Linked DNA regions of Homo sapiens: region 1 is linked to region 2. Evidence: chromatin contacts called from ENCODE Hi-C or POLR2A ChIA-PET data. All regions are on one chromosome and are shown on one strand. The core of a region is the stretch at or near the end of the contact, and the rest is flanking DNA. Distances in the headings are between cores, read along the strand shown. Region 1 overlaps LINC01331 (long intergenic non-protein coding RNA 1331). Region 2 has its middle 43 kb from the start of LINC01331.

Region 1 (4,104 bases), core at 995-3,494, 180 kb before region 2:
AGATAATGTAACATAATCACAGGAGTGACATCCATCACCTTCACGGTACTCAACTGGCTAGAAGCCAGTCACAATTTCCACTCATTCTCAAGGGGAAGGGATTATTCAAGGGTGTATCCACCCCACTCAGGCCTTGGACCATTGTCAGCACACCACTACTTCCTGATCACCTTTTTTCTGAGATTTGGGGTCTTGGCCTAAATATGACAGGGTGGCAGCCTGAGTGGGGACAAGAGGCAGAGGGCAGGTGGCTGTGGGAGAAACGTATAGAGAGGCACTCTGCTCTCCTCACAGAACTGGACAGTTTTCTGTTTGATATAGGCACCAGGTCTTCAAATGGGGGAGGCAAAGTAGAGGTATGACATATGAGGAAAGCTACACCGGTTATTCTCGGTTCTCTCCATCTGGCTTAGAATTATTGTCAGTTTCTTCAAAATGCTGGAATTTGGTTGTTAGTCATTTTTCAGTGTTGTACATTTTATCTTTTTTAAAAATCTCTTTGTATATATGTTAGTGAGAAGTTAGGGAAAATGGCTAGCTTCCTGATGCTTTGAACCAGAGTTTCAACCAAGCCAGTTTCTGGCAGGCTTCTGCTTCTGTCTTCTTGAGATGGCACCATGCCTTGGTTTCTAGTTCTTTCGAAGCAAGTGCAAAATTGAGAACAACACATTTTATAAGAACTTTCTTGGTTCTGTTGTGCTACCTCAGGGAAACCAAAGAGATAGCTAATCTATACCTTGCTCAGGAAGCTGTGGGTATCAGAAATGTATCTGCAGTACTGGTAGTCATTTCATCCTCCCAATAACCTAGTGAAGTACATATTATTATCTCACTTGATGGAAGTGGAAACAGAGGCTTTGACTAAACAAATAACTTTCCCGTTTTCGCACAACTCAAATCACAGGTTGCCTAACTCCATAGTTCTTTCTATCACATTATACTTTCAGGGTGGGGGAATGTCTTCTGAAATATTGAGAGGCATTTAATAATAATCAACAAGTTTCTTCCAATCTTCATTCAGCCTACAACCTCACAACCCTAATGTATATCTTTCTGAAATAGGGAGTTTTTTCACAGTAAAAATGGACAGCATTCTTTTTCCTGTCATTACTCCATACCGCCTTTGCCCCACAAATTTTACAACCTGAAAAACAAAGCAAGCAAAGTCAATTATTGAGAGATCTGGTAAGCACACAGAGCGGCTCAAACTCAAGGTTTTTATTCAGCCGCACTCAAATACCTTGTCTCATGTATCCCAGAAGCAAGCCACACTAAGCAGGGGTATAAGCCAGTCAGAGGGAAACTCCCTTCTCTCTTTTGGGAAGCTCTGACAAAAGTCTCCAGGGGGCACTGCAACCAGCTGGGGGAAGTCTTAGTCTGTTTGGGCTACTGCAACAAAGTGCCATAGACTGGGTGGCTTAGAAACAACAAACATCTATTTCTCAGTTATGGAGGCTGGAAAGTCCGAGATCAAGGCTTGGGCAGATTTAGTGTCTGGTGAGGACCTGTTTGCTGGCTCATACATGACCTCTTCCAGCTGTGTCCTAATATGATGGAAGGAACAAAGACGCTCCCTTGGGCCTACTTCATAAGGCCAGGCCTTGGTGACCTAATCACCTCCCACAAGGCCCCACCTCCTCACAGGGGGTTAGGATTTCAACATGTGAATTTTGAAAGGACACAAACGTTCAGACCATAGCAGGGGAGGACACAGGTGCAACAGTCAGAGTTCCTGGGTGCTAGAGTCAGAGATCCTGAGGCTGGGTGCCTGCCAGCTGCCTCCAGGGAAAGGTCATGTGATGGGTGGTGGGACTCTAACAGACACACACCAGGAGTAAATTCCTAAACAGCAGGTGATACAGAAACTGAGGGAGATGTCTTGCAAAACGAGACCACACAGCATGCCAGCAGGTGGAGGTATAGACCCCCATGTCTCCCAGTCCCCATGAAAATATACAGCTGCTGCTGACCACAAACCCATCCCCCCAGCTGCCCGAGCTGCATACCTGCCTGCTAACTAGGTGCAAGTAACTACTGAAACCAACCTCAGCACATTCCTAAGTGTTTATAGGTCATAAAAGGTCTATTTCTCATGCTTAGTACCCTCATTAGGCCCAAGTTTTAGGCCTACCTTGGGTCCATTCCCGCAGCAATCTTGGGCAAGTCATAAGATCTTGCCCATTATCAGTTTCCTGTAATACAGTAGTTCTCAAAATGTGGTCCCCCAGCCGGCAACATCAGTACCTTATGAGAACTTCTTAGAAGTGCAAATTCTTGGACTCCACCCCAGACCTACTGAATCAGAAACTCTGGGTATGGAACAGAAGGATCTGTTTTGACAAGTCCTCCAGGTCATTCCGATGCATGTTAATGTGGGAACCACCGCTCCCTCCAATACCTCATAGAATTGTGAGAATTAAATAAGATAATACATTCTGTTCTGCTACCGTTTCCGTGTATGAATTAGCCCATCAGAGATTGATCACAGAGAAATGACATCAGTATAATGTGAAAATTGCACTGGTTTCCATAATTTCGTAGGTAATTTTTACTAACCAAGAAGTCCTGAGATAGCAGGAGTAGAACCATAACGTTCAATGGGAAGGAAAAGGCTTGAGGTTTGGCTGCTGTACCAGCAGCAGAAATCTTTTTGCTGTATTCCAGGAAATGTTTAAATGAGTACCTGCCACCAGGGCTACCTCCTCAGGTAGGTGCACCTCCAGCCTTGTGAGCTCTCAGCTTGTGGAAGGTTGTCTGGCTTCCTGTGTGCACCTTAACAACAGCCCTGTGACTCCAAGCTACATTTCCATCGCCCTGTCCCAGCCCCTGCCAGTGTCAGTCTAATTAAAATGTTACCAGCTTTTCATCTTTATTGCTTTTGTGCATTTTAATACCCGTGTGGCAGCCTCTAGCCCCTCAGCTGCTGCCAAGGTGGTCCAAATGATCTCCCCAGGTAGTAGTGATTGCTTTCCTTAATCACAGTTGCATGGGATTTGAATGGTCTGCCTTGGCCCAACTTTTCCCATAAGTCCTATTATTTTTTATGCCAAGTTTTGCAGACAGCAACATTTTCTAGAAAGTGTAATTTTAGGTTACAGCAGAAATGCCTGTATATGTAAATTACCTGGCACATAGTAAGGGCTCAGTCATTATTATTATTAGTTCATGTCTACCATACCTTGTCCTTGAAATGCTGACAAAAAAAAAAAAAAATGAGCCAAGAAAACCCTACAGTGACAATTCCAGTACAAGAGCAAAGGAACACAACTTCATATAGCAGGTTTTGATAATGAAAGGCAGAAGTTCTTATTCTCTTTTGCCAATATTTTTAATGACAGTCATTTGAAGCAATTCCTCCTGTGTTTTTTGTTTTTTCCCAGTTTGAGTAGCTTTTTTTTTTGACATGGGGATATTTTATCTACTCCTATGTACTTAAATCTTTAATGACATTCCATCTCTTTCTTTTTGACTTTAGAAAATCAGACACTTATTCTTAGAAATAGCCAGGTGGAGAGTAATTATCTTGGCCATAATTCTCTGATGTTTACAGAATATGGCACTCAGACTTGAAATCTCTGATGGCCTTTGCTGGAAGGGATTTCAGCCTCCTCGTCCGACATGAATGGGAATTGAGGTCTGGCTCAAGGTCAGACAGCAGAATAGTCTGGCCATGAAAGCCAGCCAGGTGTCCTGGCTTCTAATTCAGTATTCCAGCTCTTAATGTTTACTCTCTAGTTATGTTCTGCTTCATGAGGTCACTTCTAAATTGTTTCCTCAAACCTGGGGTCACAGACCAGTGGTCTGTAGGTCAAATTCAGCCCACAGACATGTTTTATTTGCCCGTGTCGTATATCTTAACAATTGAGAAATTTCACATTTAAAAAAATGTCTTGCTTCACTTGAAAATTCAGAACATCTGGCACCTCTGAGCCACTATTCCCACACGGCAACAATCAGCCCAGCTGAAGAGCACCTTCCCCTTTCAACCGGGATGAGCTCACTCAAAACTGCCGGGGTCCCCCCAACTCCCCATTGCTTGACGTGCATGCACACACCTTTCTGTATTAGTTTGCTAGGGCTGCTGTAGCCAAGCACCACAGATTC
Region 2 (3,928 bases), core at 607-3,106:
GTTTCATGTATTAGATTAGGAGGCAATTTGCTTACCCTGTCAACCACTCTAGCCATCTCTTTGTTTTGGTGTTTGTGTGCCTTAATGTTTTGTGCCCATTGGTTTGTGTGGCTGAAGGGGGATAAGTTGCAGTGCAGGTGCGTAAGAGCGGTCTCTCAATAGATTATTTCAGATAATCTACAGTCATCCCTTGGTATCTGAGGAAGATTGGTTCCAGGACTCCCCACAGATACCAAAACTCACAAATGTTCAAGTCTTTGGCATAAAATGCTATAGTATTTGCATAGAACCCTTGCACATCCTCCCAGTATACTTTAAATCATCTCTAAATTACTTATGATACCCAATAAAATGTAAATACTATGTTAATCATTGTTATACTACGTTGGTTAGGGAATGATGACAAGGAAAAAAAAAACATCTGTACCTATTCAGTACAGAGGCAATTTTTTTTTTTTCAAATATTTTCCATCCATGTTGGTTGAATCGTTGGCTGCAGAACCCATGAATACAGAGGACCAACTGTACTTCAAATGAAATGATCCATTTTTAATATAAAACAAGCTTTTCAGTGGAAAGTAATAGACCATTAACTAAATCGTATGTCTGGTCCTACCAAACTTCTGCTTGCAAGACATTTAGACTACCTTCACATTTTCTGATTTCCACTTTGCTTTGATACCACGAAAATTTTCTTGCCTGGGAACATATATTATACAAGCGGAAAATCAGTCAAGAGATCATTGAATATTAATTCTCTGTCATTATGTGCCCAACACAGATGCCTTAGGAGTTAAACAGAGGCATGCATATGCTCGACTTAAGACACTGTGTCACCAACCTCCTCCCCTTCTTCATCAGAGGCAAGAGAGAGCCCACAGACAGCAAGCAACCCACCCTTGCCCAGCAGTGACAGGAGCAAGCCCCGTGCCCAGAGACTGCTAAGACCAGCCTTATCATTACAACCTTTTTGGAGAATCTTGCTGAAAGGCTGGGCGCTCTGAAGAGAAGCATGGCATCAGTAAGGGACCAGATTGCCAGTGTTTGCGTCCTGGCCTTGCTGCTTACTAGCTATTCCCCTCAGGCTAGTTTCCAATCTCTCAGCACCTCAGCTTCTTCATCTGTAAAATGGGGATAAACACGGCACCTATTTCATGATGTGATTGTGAAATGTCACTGATTTAATACATGTGAAGCAACTAAAATAGTGCCTAAGTTATAGGAAATGCTTATTATTATTATTATTTGAAAATTACACTACTCAACAATTATACAAAAAAAAAAATCTGTTTTTCCCCTAATCTCTCTAAACAAAGGCACTAAAACTCAAAGAGTTAGTAACAGAGAGAAATAGAACTTTGGTGGTCACAGAAACACTCAACATGGTAGCCACAATCCTAAAACTATGTGTAACAGAAGTAAACCCAGATAGAAATAGCCTTCTTAAGGCAGAGTTCTACAAAGGGGATCCCCGGATTTTCATGCTCTGAGCCCTGATACTGACTTTCAACATCTTGGCGTGTCTACCAAATCAGGTACCTCAATACGACATTACCTAAGAGTTCCTTAACTCACAACCCTGTGAGGACAACAAAAGATACTGTTAGAACAACAAAAAAAAAACGCTCTCCATGAGAATTATGCACAGTTTACTTTGCATGGGTACCATGTATGTGTGCATTTTAAATAAACATAAAGTGTGTATAACTGCTTTTGATCTCAGTTTTAATTTCTCTTTAGCACAAAACCAGTCATAATTTCTTCCCTTGTGATAAACAGGATTGATCAAGATGTGGAGCCTCATTTGTGTTTCCCCAGTTGTTCAGACGATGCCTCTCAGTGTGCACCGCCGGCTTCCGGGCCCTTGTTTCCAACCACAAGTAGTCCTTAGTCTTTGTGGCTTGCTAACCCCAGGAATGACAGCACAGTGTTATCGCTTGTACTCCCAGTAACCACTCTCTCTCTGTCTTACTGTATTGTCCAGCAAATGGAAGGTGTGGCAGCTAAACCCCTTTTTAGTCAGAAAGAACCACTTCCTGCTTAAAGTGAGAGCTAAAAGTGAATCTCTCGTTGTACAAAAATATGGATCCGGGCTGGGCACAGTGGCCCACGCCTATAATCCCAGCACTTTGGGAGGCCAAGGCGGGCAGATCACTTGAGGTCAGGAGTTTGAGGCCAGCCTAACCAACATGGTAAAACCCCATCTGTACTAAAAATACAAAAATTAGCCGGGCATGGTGGCAGGCACCTGTCATCCCAGCTACTCAGGAGTCTGAGGCAGGAGAATCACTTGAACCTGGGAGGCGGAGGTTGCAGTGAGTTGAGATCGCTCCACTGCCCTCCAGCCAGGGCAACAGAGCAATACTCCGTCTCAAATTTATATATATATGCCATGATGCTTTCTCTGAAACTTGAAGATTCTTCTGGCCACAGGAGCAGAAAGTCACTGTTTGATTTTGGGGGGCGCAATATTGTACGAGGGGCTTTCATTTCAGGCAAAGTCTCTCCCAACTTTTTCCTTTCCATGCTTACTGAAAAAAGAAAACCACTCCTAGATACTTGCTCCAGATTCTCTGCTGGAACCAGGCCATGCCCAAGCTCTCCAAAGAGCCTCTGTGAAGCCCCGGCTTTCCAGTTTTGAGGACCCTCGATCTTGAGGTGGTCTTCCTACCCTCAGATTTGGCTAATGTGGGAGGCGAGTTGAGGAATTTTATTTAAAAGCAATATTACTGTTGAACCTTGACTACTAGTCATGAACAAGTTTGCCACTAAAAACAGCAACACTGGAGCCCCACCCTCAAGCTTGAGGCCCCAAGCCACATGGCCTGCTCATCCCCTATTTCTCATGTAGGATCTGTGTTTGTTCCCACACAAATAATTCCCCAGAAGCCTGTGTAGCAGAAATGTGGATAACGTAGTAGTTCTTCACATTTGGGGGAACATAAAGGTATTTAAAGGAATAGACCTATTCTCTAGAAAAAGTATACATCACAAAATTTGCATGAAATTTTGAAAAGCTTTGCACCCATCACCTCCACAGCCCTCTTGGACTTTAAGAGATCTGTGGGACCTGAACCACAGATGGAAGTCAGGGTGAAGGATATACGGAAAGTGTTTACTTCCCCAGGGAGAATGGGAAGCCAGCCCCCACCTGCATTCCAAGAAAAGTCTGTCACCCCATCTTTCATACTTGGTTGATTGTTCCTGGGAACCAACTATGAAAGAACTCAGCTCAAGTAGCAGTGGATTGGGTGCAGGGGGGTTTCAGGAAAAGCACCATCTCGAGATCCTTCTCAGGGACTTGCAGTGAGGAGAGGAAGCCTCGAGCCTCTGCTGCCCACCACAGAAGGCTTAAGCTGCAAACCTTGGAAACTGTCAGGCTATCAGTCGAATTCTCATGAAACACATACTCTGCCTCTAGCTGGAACTAGGTGCTATGGGAAAAGGGGCATTTCCAAAAAAATGCATAAGACAAAGTCACTATCTTGAGTAGATCAAAATCTCTTTGGTGATTGCAAAACACACTTCATTTTAAAAAAACAAAGAGCAAAGCCCTATGGTCAGAGGTCCATCATGGTCTAAATCCAGAATATATTATATCTGGAATATATATACCTAGAATATAGACACCTAGGTCCAAGAGAGCAGAAAGGCTTCCCGGAGAGGGTGGAGCCTAAACTGGACTTATTTTATGTTTCCCTCTGACTACTGTTGTCTTCAAAGAACACTGTCTTCTACCCCACCTCCACCTTAATCCACTAGAATCTGTTTCTCAAATATTGTCTTAGCAACCCGTTTACTGATTAACACTGACAAGCCAAACAGGCCAGCATCAATGCTGCCGCCGAACTCTGACCTCTGGCTCTGGGCTGCTTTTCTTTTTTTTTTTTTTTTTCATTTTGAGATGGAGTTTCGCTCTTGTTGCCCA

Evidence for each region. Hi-C counts contacts between places; a loop is a spot of excess contacts on that map. ChIA-PET counts read pairs that join two places held with the same protein, here RNA polymerase II (POLR2A). Pooled maps may share reads with other maps.
Region 1: a map of GM12878 shows a loop between it and region 2 (2.3-fold over the local background). The contact joins two enhancer-like sites. A Hi-C loop is called at or near these places in 6 of 168 maps with a recorded cell type or tissue (Caco-2, Calu3, GM12878 and 3 more), 8 of 37 single-sample maps with no recorded cell type and 10 of 50 pooled maps. POLR2A ChIA-PET finds 5 or more read pairs at or near these places in 4 of 52 experiments (H1, PC-9, Panc1 and 1 more).

What each region holds. Positions count from the first base shown.
Region 1 is chr5:74,393,392-74,397,495 of GRCh38, forward strand. All of the region lies in intron 2 of LINC01331 (long intergenic non-protein coding RNA 1331), which reads right to left. Among named protein-coding and RNA genes, the nearest start is that of LINC01333, 74 kb to the left of the region's middle. Within about 2 kb of position 2,245, at least 2 of the 41 ENCODE cell types and tissues checked have a DNase peak (open chromatin) inside an H3K27ac peak, as active enhancers do.
Region 2 is chr5:74,577,420-74,581,347 of GRCh38, forward strand. No RefSeq gene overlaps it. Among named protein-coding and RNA genes, the nearest start is that of LINC01331, 43 kb to the left of the region's middle. RefSeq lists an enhancer at 1-95. Within about 2 kb of position 1,857, at least 4 of the 41 ENCODE cell types and tissues checked have a DNase peak (open chromatin) inside an H3K27ac peak, as active enhancers do.